Regions from separate parts of the Homo sapiens genome. Here region 1 is linked to region 2. Evidence: chromatin contacts called from ENCODE Hi-C or POLR2A ChIA-PET data. All regions are on one chromosome and are shown on one strand. Each heading gives the region's core, a stretch centred on a gene start or an enhancer-like site at or near the end of the contact. The rest is flanking DNA. Distances are from core to core; before and after follow the strand shown. Region 1 holds the start of ITPKB-IT1 (ITPKB intronic transcript 1). Region 2 holds the start of DEGS1 (delta 4-desaturase, sphingolipid 1).

What was found. Hi-C counts contacts between places; a loop is a spot of excess contacts on that map. ChIA-PET counts read pairs that join two places held with the same protein, here RNA polymerase II (POLR2A). Pooled maps may share reads with other maps.
Region 1: a loop to region 2 is called in a pooled map, with 3 times the contacts of the local background. The contact joins the promoter of ITPKB-IT1 here to the promoter of DEGS1 in region 2. A Hi-C loop is called at or near these places in 1 of 168 maps with a recorded cell type or tissue (posterior vena cava) and 5 of 50 pooled maps. POLR2A ChIA-PET finds 5 or more read pairs at or near these places in 1 of 52 experiments (activated CD4-positive, alpha-beta T cell).

What each region holds. Positions count from the first base shown.
Region 1 is chr1:226,673,290-226,678,325 of GRCh38, forward strand. ITPKB-IT1 (ITPKB intronic transcript 1) reads right to left here and starts at 1,779. Exons shown (of 2, transcript NR_103784.1): 1 at 1,628-1,779. All of the region lies in intron 2 of ITPKB (inositol-trisphosphate 3-kinase B), which reads right to left. RefSeq lists a silencer at 2,761-2,910.
Region 2 is chr1:224,181,808-224,186,377 of GRCh38, forward strand. It overlaps DEGS1 (delta 4-desaturase, sphingolipid 1), which reads left to right and starts at 1,433. Exons shown (of 3, transcript NM_003676.4): 1 at 1,433-1,611. The coding sequence starts at 1,530. RefSeq lists enhancers at 609-758, 612-1,442, 1,019-1,108, 1,443-2,272, 3,746-3,805 and 1 more and silencers at 1,259-1,458, 1,559-1,938, 2,099-2,178, 3,480-3,774.

The sequences.
Region 1 (5,036 bases), core at 529-3,028, 2.5 Mb after region 2:
CTTGAACACAGGGGTAGAGGCTGCCATGTTCGTGCCACTGCACTCCAGCCTGGGTGACAGAGCATGACCCTGTCTCAAAAAACAATAAATAAAATAAAACAGGGATGAACTGGAGAAACTGTGAAGGTATAGGTGCTGTCTTGCTTAGGGGTGGGGATGATTTACGGAAGGCTAACACAAGGGCCTTGGTTAGTCTAAAGATAATCACGGCAACTAGGTGGTGGTACCAGGAACTAGTCCACCAAATCCCAACCTGCAGCCAAAAAGTCTCAACTCTCACCTATAAAGGGATCCTTCTAAATTCTCTAGATGTATGGAAATCTTTGACAGGTCTTCTGAAGCCTAGAGTCATCGTATAAACATAGATAAATAGTGTAGATATTGCATAGCTATAGATTGATATGTACATATACCATATACATTAGATATATGCTATATATTTACACTTCTTGGCCTTTCGGCTTTATTATCTATCTCCACAAAGTAGGACAAGACAAGCTTGTTTCCCATTTAAGTTTTTCTATCTGTACTGTTTTGCAAATCCACCAGAGAGTTGCAGGACACTCCTGCTACAGAAAGATTTCTGCCAGGCAGGCTCAGAGACCTGCTCTGTTACTGTTCTATTTAATAACACAAACACACAAATGGGGGCCTTTCTTCCCCATGACTTTCATGGCATGGCTGGGGGCAGAGCTGGGAGGTTTTCACGGCCCATATATCCTCAAACTGCTCCATTTCCCCCCGATCTCAGTTGCCACCCCACTAACTCCGGGGTGATCAGCTCCATACCACAATCATCTCCTGGTGATAGAGTTCCATGGATTTTAAAAGCTGTAAGAAAAACTGAGACAGATTCAGAAGAGATTCTAGTAACCCCAAACCAGCAATTACAAATATTTTTTAAGTATTTATATATACACATTTTTTTTTGAGACAGAGTCTCACTGTTGCCCAGGCTGGAGGGCAGTGGCACCATCTCGGCTCACTGCAACCTCCAACTCCCAGGTTCAAACCAATCTCCTGCCTCAGCCTCCGAGTAGCTGGGATTACAGGCACCTGCCACCACACTTGGCTGATTTTTGTAGTTTTAGTAGAGATGGGGTTTCACCATCTTGGCCAGGCTAGTTTTGAACTCCTGACCTCGTGATCCACCCACCTCAGCCTCCCATAGTGCTGGAATTACAGGCGTGAGCCACTGTGCCTGGCCTAATTTTTGTATTTTTAGTTAGAGACGGGGTTTCACTATGTTGGCCAGGCTGGTCTCGAACTTCTGACCTCAGGTGATCTGCCCGCCTTGGCCTCCCAAAGTGCTGGGATTAAAGGAGTGAGCCACCACACCCAGCCACAAGTTTTAGATACTTAAAATACTTTTAAGTATCTAAAATTAGCACCTCTCTTTAAACCTTTTACTCACCCTTTCCTGACCCTTTCCTTGTATCCCCCATTCCCTTTCGATTTCTTCACCATCCCTATTTGCCTCCTTTTCCTCACTATCTACCCACCAAGTCCTGCTCTGCTCCCATCCCACTTAAGATTTTCGTGTCTATTCTGTATCACCCTTAATGATCCACTGAGGCTGTGAGCTTCCTGTTTACCCACAAGCGTTCAGCGGATCCAGCCATCCTACCAAGGGTTAAAGATGCTGTAGTCCTACTGTGCTGCCTCCGACCCAGTTCCTTCCAAAACAAAGCAGGATGACAAGGTGACTCCACGAGAACTGCGTTTGACCTCTGTGTGGGTTTTCTGTTTCCAAGGCCACAGCAGGGTACTCTGAAAACTCTAAACCAGAAGGAAAGGAGACCTAGCCTTCAGAACTCTGTGTGTATGTGCTTACAGGCAAAAAAAAAAAAAAAAAAAAAAAAAGGAACCAATGAGGTTGTCAGAAGGGGATACTCTGCTGTAACTGGTGTTTACCACGACCCACCGGGTGCTGAGGAGGAAGTGGTTGCTATAACCCCAAGGGGGAAACGCTCGCTTGAAACAGGAAAATAGAACTCTTACAACTTTCCATTAGCAGCGTTCAAGAAGCCGGCCACACTGGGAAACACTTGCACAAGCACTCCCCAGAGTCCTGAGACGAGTGTCAAGACAGTCCAATCACGAAGCACAGATCAGGACACAGATACAGGTCCATGTTTTTTCCAGAACGTCTCAGCACTGGAAAAACTCTCATGATCACTTCCCTTACCTCCAGCAGGCTGAACTTGCAAGGAGCTGTGGGGAGGAGGAAGGAAGGGGAAAATGGCAGGATGACATATTGGAAAGAACGCTGGGCCCAGTGAGGGTCAGAAGACCTGGGCTTTAGTCCCAGTTCTGCGATTTACTAGTGGTGGAACTTTGGGCAAATTACCCAACCTTCCTGCTTCTCGATTTCTACTTCCTCTATAAAACAGGGATATTGTTTACTGCTCTGCTCACATCCTTGGGCTGCTGTGAGAATCCTATGGAATCCTTCATAGGATGAAACTCGTATGTGCTACGCAAATGCTTGTTATCAATGTAAGATTCGAGTCTGCATAAAGCCTTCTTGAGTCCCAGCCTCTTGCTCCTCAAACGCATCCTCTCGGCTACACTTCCACCTGTGCACTTCCTCAACCCACCTTACTTGTAATTCTGCCCACACTTCTGTAGAATTTCTGTAGAAGATCCCATAGTCTGGTCAGAGGAGTATAAGCAAGTCTAAATAACCAAAGTGGGGGGATCTCAACCAAATCATTTGACTCTGGGCTCTGTGCTCCCACATTCTCTCCTCTCCAGAGGTGAAGACTTCATCCTCAATGGCTAATTTGCCTGCTTGGAGGCTCAGATTGGCCCGTGTTCTGAGTCATATTTTCCATTTAGTAAAATGAACATCTGGCTGCTGTATGATGCCTTTTGTGTACCATCACCTAAGCCACAATTACCTGCAAGGTAATTCATACCACTACAGCACGGTGCAAAAACAGGGTTGGTTTGGGATGGTGAAAGTCAGCCATCTTAGTGTCAATCTTGCATGCAAATTCTAATGAAGAAAAGCCACTACCAGCAGGTCCACACACACTCACAAAGAACTCATAAATTATTTTAATCCAAGCGTTCAAAGGGATCCTGGGTCCCAGGAACCATCCTGCTGTTTCATCTCAGTGAGAGGCAAGATGGTTAAGGAAAAACAGCTCTAGTTTCCTCCATCCCCCCAATTCCCCTACCGGTGTGACCTTGACTAGGCCACCCAACCTTCTAAAAACCTTGGCTTCCTCATCTGCAAAATAGGGATAATAACAAGACATGCCCTTCCCGGCTCCCAGGGTTATTATGGCAACCAAGTGAGAAAACAGATGTGAAAGTGCTTTGCAAACCACAAAACACCGTCCAAGTGTGAGGTATTGTTATCTAGCAAAAGTGCCTTGAGAATAACACAGAAATCTGGAAGTATTTTAATTCGTTAATGGACTTATACCACACCTTGACTTAAAAAGGACGTAGGGTAACTGCCTGGAGGAATTCTGAAATAATTTCTAAATAAGTTTATCCAAGCAAGTTGCCAAAACAATCCACTGAATTGGGTAGTAGGCTTTTGGATAATAGGAAAACTGCAGATCGCTGTTCTTTATTCTTATTTCACCTTTTGAGCTCTAAAAAGAACTGGAAGGACCATATTGTGTTGTCTTTTACGCAAGAACTAAACAGTCTCTTTGTACCCTCCACACCCTCCCTATTCTCACTTCCATCCCCTGAGCACCTGGGAAGCAGCTCCTTCTCCAAACCTGCAAACCCTCCTCCCAGAGCCCAGGCTAGCTTGGAAGCCTGGAGCAATTTGAAACGCCGTCCTAAGATCTTGAGGCCAAAGGCATCCCCATCATCCTTCCAAGAGGGTGTTACCCCCAGGGACAGCAGGAGTTTCCAGAACACACAAAGACTTATTCTGCTCACAAGGATATTTACCGAATCAGCCCACAAGAATTTGCCAGGATCAGGGCAGAAGAACAGAGCTGGGACAGCCTTCTGATTCACTGCCTGGCAGATTCACCCTTCTCTATTATTAGCAACCCAGGCACGATGCCACCAGGGCTGGGGAGAGACCTTGGTGTCAGGGTAGAGAAGGCAGGAAGAGGTGTGTGTGCAGAGGGGGAAGTACACAGAGCTGCCTGAGGTTTCCTCCAGAGAGAGACAGCAGAGGGGTGGGTTAAAGCCTTCTCCCCTTCCTCCTTAGTTCTCTAACCTCCTGTGAATCTCAGACAAGCCCAGCCCCAGGATCAGAAGCCCTGGAACCCACATCCACCCTGAATATTGCTGGAGGTACTCCCTCTTCCCCTTAAGGGCCCAGCTCAGAGCTGCACAGCACTGCTTCTGCCGGATACCACTGGACTCTGGGCTGTGCCAGAGGCTGCAAGATGGAGAAGCAAAGAGAAACTGACGGGAAAGGTGGAGAATTTCTCTTCCCATGGCAAAAATGCAACTTACTGCAGCCCTAATGCACATGTGTTCCCTCCTCATAACAATGACTACCACTGAAAGAGCACCCATTACATACATCACAGGGCGTTCGCCTCCTGTTATAGGCAGGAAAACAACCATGTGGAGGCTCAGCAGGCTGCCCTGGAGAACGTGGCTAATGCTGATTGAGAGGGACAGGACTGAAGGAGGAGACGAGGAGCTTCACCTTCATGCATCTTGTATTATTTCACTTGTACAGGTATTTCGCGTGCATTATTTAACGTGCTATATCAAGCTTGTACAGGCATTACTTGAATACATTGAAAACCATGAAACGAAGGAATTAAAAAAAAGAAAGACATGTTGCCAGTCAATAGTAGAGTCTAGATTTGGATAGATTTGTCCAACTCCAGAATATACTCTCTGGCCACACCTCCACAATTTGTCCAAATACCAAACCAGGACATGGACGCTAACAAAGACTATTTTTCTAATGTTATTCATGTGAAGAATTTTACAAAATAACCAATAACCAAATAACATTTGGTTATTAAATATGATAAATGTGGCCTATGGAAAATAAAACGACACAAAATGAAAACTGGCTGCCATGCAAACTTAGG
Region 2 (4,570 bases), core at 183-2,682:
TCATCACATATCCAATTGATATCTGAGTTCAATTATTTCATGTCAATGTTTTTAAACTATTTCAATCAGAATCTAAATGAGGTCAACACGTTGCAATTGGTTGGTATGTCTTTTAAACTCCTTTTAATCTACAGGTTTCTCTTTTTTTGCCTTGAGTTTCATTTATTAGAGAACCCAGACATTGTCCCATATAGTCTCCCAGAGTTGGATCTTGCTAGTTTCATCCCCACGGCCTAGTTTAACACATTCCTCTGTCCTTTCTATTTTCTTTTTTTTTTCTTGAGAGGGAGTCTCCGTCTGTCCCCCAGGCTGGAGTGCAGTGGCTCCGTCTCAGCTCACTGCAACCTCTGCCTCCCAGTTCGAGCGATTCCCCTGCCTCAGCCTCCTGAGTAGCTGGGATTACAGGCGCCTGCCACTACGCCCAGCTAATTTTTTTATATTTTTAGTAGAGACGGGGGTTTCACCATCCTGATCAGGCTGGTCTCGAACTCCCGACCTCAGGTGATGGACCCGCCTCTGCCTCACAGAGTGCAAGGATTACAGACGTGAGCCACCGCACCCGGCCAAATGTCCTTTCTATTTTCTATAAATTAACAGTCAGATCTAGGGGCTCGATCAGATTTGTGTGTGTGTGTGTGCCGTGTGCGCGTGCACAGCATGTTCTTTGACTAGGAGGCACACCTGCTTTGGTTATCTTCTTTTTGTAATCTTTAAGTTGCTCTTTGATGTAGACGTGGTAACTAATGTTGAAACAAAATTAGTTTCGTTTCAAAACCTTTCTTTCAGGAAGAGGTTGTGGTTGATTACTTCTGCGACAGGTAGATGCAAGGTTGAGCAATCATCTCTTAACAGAAGTGGTCACACTAGAATAATTCAAGCACAACAACAAATCCCACATCATCACCCCCTCTTAATAATGGTGTTTTCTTTTTACTTGATTAGCTTTTAATTGTCACGCACTCTGCATTTTTTCCCTGAGGTATTATTTCCAGAAGGCAGCGAAATATGACTCAATGGCTAATTTGCTTTTTAAAAATTAAACAAAACTTAGGCCAGCTGCCATTTAAGAAGGGCTCCGGGGCCTCCAGACTCGGTGTGACCGTAGCCGTGCCCGGTGCTCCCCTCGCGGAGGCGTTAGGGCGGCAGGTTTATCTCACTTGAGACCATTCCTTCCTTTTTCATCTTCTCCGGGCTCCGGCGCAGCAGGCCGCAGGGGCGGGCACTCGCAAGAACGCGGCATCCTGGATGGTGGCCGAGTCACCGAAGCTCAGAACCCCGCGTCCCAGAATCGCTGAGAGCCGGCCCCGCACGGGGGCCTGGGAGCGCCACGCGCCCTCCACCCAGAGAGGCAGGCGGGCGGGCCGGGGGGGGCGGGGCCTCGGGACTCCGCCCACGCCTCCGTCTCCTCCGCGCTCCGCCACAGCCGGCCGACACCACACCAGCCGGGGAGCCGCCGCCGCCGCCGCCACCTCTGAGCAGCCGGCTGGGAGCGAGAGCCGACAGCTAGTCTGCAAGCCACCGCTGTCGCCATGGGGAGCCGCGTCTCGCGGGAAGACTTCGAGTGGGTCTACACCGACCAGCCGCACGCCGACCGGCGCCGGGAGATCCTGGGTGAGGGCCAGCGGGCGCCCCGTTATGTGCGTGCGTGGCCTCCCGGCGCCGGGGCGCGCTCTCCCCTCGCGGGCCCTGCGCGGTCGTGGGCGCCGGAGGCCCGTTAGCAGCCTGCTCCCCGTCGCGTCCCGTCGCCGCTCGGGCCGCCAGCCCGCGGGTCAGCGCGGGAGAGGCTGGGCGAGGAGCGGGGGGAGGGACGGGTCCTCGGAGCCGCGCAGCTCCGACCCTTCCGCGAAGAGGCGCAGGCGCGTCCCCGAGCGCGGGAGTCCCCGCCAGGCCCACGCCGGCCGGTTGGGGCGAAGGGTGTCCCCGGCTGTGCCAGCCTTGAGTAGATCTTTTCGCTAGAAGATTCCTGTGCCCTCAGGTGGGCGCCCTTTCCTCTCACCACTCCCTCTCCTCCGGAGCGGGCCGAGGTGAGCGGGTGCCGGCCTTGGGGCTGCCTGAGTGCTAGGCAGGGTGTGGTCCTGGGCATCCTTGGGCCTACCAGCGAGCCCTGCTCAGGGTGTCGGGCGCCGGCGGGCAGTACTGGCGGGGGCGGCCGCAGTCCCGGCCTTGGGCCCGTTAAGGGGGCCGGCGTCCCTCCATATGCCCCCCGGGGCTTCTCGGACTTGATGGGCCCTGGTCGGTTCACGCCGCTTGTCCCATTGATCCTCACGACAAGCCTGGGACGTAAGAACGGCGGATTCGTAGGCATTTTTCATCCATCTCGGTTTTGTGGATGAAAAGACTGAAAATGGAAGACTTGCCAAATAAGGAAAATATGTGGCGTGGCCTGCTGGTCCCCTGACAGCTAATTGAGAGGCCTTAACTCTCCAGAGGATTCGGGCCTTCTGTGTTACATAGAGAATGCTCATCTCTCCCAGGCTACTCCTAATATGCTAGGGATTGTGTGGAATGCTTTACAAACATTACCCAATTTCATCCTCTTGGTAATTCTACTTGGTTGGTATTATCGCTGTTTTAAAAAATGAAATAAGAACGCGTGACTAAATGCTAGGGGGATTCTAATGCGCATTCGGTTGCCTCTTCCAGAGCACGTGTTTGTTTTTTGTTTGTTTGTTTTTTGAGACTGCACGTGTTTGTTTTTTGTTTGTTTGTTTGTTTGTTTTTTGAGACTGAGTCTCACTCTGTTGCTCATGCTGGAGTGCAGTGGCGCGATCTCCACTCGCTGCAACCTCTGCCTCCTGGGTTCAAGCGATTCTTCTGTCTCAGCCTCCCGAGTAGCTGGGATTACAGGTTCCCACCACTACGCCTGGCTAATGTTTGTATCTTTTTTAGTTAGAGACGGGGTTTCACCATGTTGGCCAGGCTTATCTCGAACTCCTGACCTCAGGTGATCCGCCCGCCTTGGCCTCCCGAAGTTTTGGGATTACAGGCGTGAACCACCGTGCCCGGCCAGAGCACGAGCTTTTTAACCTCTGTTGAGGAAACGGGGACCGGTCACGGTAGCTCAGGCCTGTAATCCTAGCACTTCGGGAGGCTGAGGCGGGAGGATCGCTTCAGCCCAGAAGTTTGAGACCATCCTGAGTAACATAGTGAGAGCCCCCCGTTTACACACACACACACACACACACACACACACACACACTTTTTTTAAATTGAGGAAACGGTGAGTTGAACATGAGCAATTATTCCTTATATATAGTATTTCCTTAGTTTTTCTTCTCAACATTCATTTGCCCAGTGAAAAGAAAAAGCAAGTAGCTGGGACCACAAGCGCACACCACCATGCCTGGTTGATTTTTCTATTTTTTGTAGAGATGGGTTTCTCCGTGTTGCCCAGGCTGGTCTTGAACTCCTGGGCTCAAGCAATCTGTCCGCTTTGGCCTCCCAAAGTGCTGGGATTTTAAAGGCGTAAGCCACTGCACCCGGTAACTTTGGGTTCTTGAATTCCCTTCCTCCTCTTCTTCCTCCTCCCCTACACTCCATTAGAGAAAGGGTCTTGCTTTGTTGCCCAAGCTGGAGTGCGGTGGTTGTTCACAGGCATGATGATCACTGCAGCCTGGGCTCCAGTGGTCCGCATACCTCAGCCTGCCAGTAGCAATTTGTTTGGCACATCACTTACACATACTTGATATGAGATAGCATGATACTTTTTTGAGACGGAGCCGCACTCTGTCACCCAGGCTGGAGTGCAGTGGCCCAGTCTCGGCTCACTGCAACCTCTCCCTCCTGGGTTCAAGCAGTTCTGCCTGCCCCAGTCTCCCGAGTACCTGGGATTACAGACGCCCGCCACCATACCTGGCTAAGTTTTTCTATTTTTATTTTTAGTAGAGACAGGGTTTTGCCACATTGGCCAGGCTGGTCTCAGATGATGCGCCTGCCATGGCCTCCCAAAGTCCTGGGATTACAGGCGTGAGCCACCCTGCCAGGCCACATATGATATATTTTATCAATGCCTTATCTACATGTTACATAGGAATAATCTAGCGTCCTACCTGTGTAAAAACCAACTCTGGAATACTGAAACTGAGCTACTTAATATTCTGAAAATCAGGACGGGTGTGGTGGCTTTTTTTTGCCTGTAATCCGAGCACTTTGAGAAGCTGAGGCAAGAAGATCGCTTGAGGCCAGTTCAGAACAGCCCCATCTGCACGAGAAATTAAAAAATTAGCTAGGCGTGCATGCCTGTCCCGCTACTCAGAAGGCTGAGGCGAGAGGAACACTTGAACTCAGGAGTTCGAGGCCAACCTGGGCAACATGGCAAAACCCCATCTCTACCAAAAAAAAAAAAATTTAATTAGCGGGACATGGTGGCATGTGCCTGTGGTCCCAGCTACACAGAAGGCTGAGGTGGGAGGATTGCTTGAGCTGGGGAGGTAGAGGCTGCAGTGAGCCGTGATTGCCCCACCGCGTTCCAGCCTGGGCAACAGAGTGAGACTGTCTCAAGAAAAAGAGATGAAGGAAGTGAGAAGGTGCTGATTGATACTTACCTCACACTGAGCCTTTTTTCCCCCCA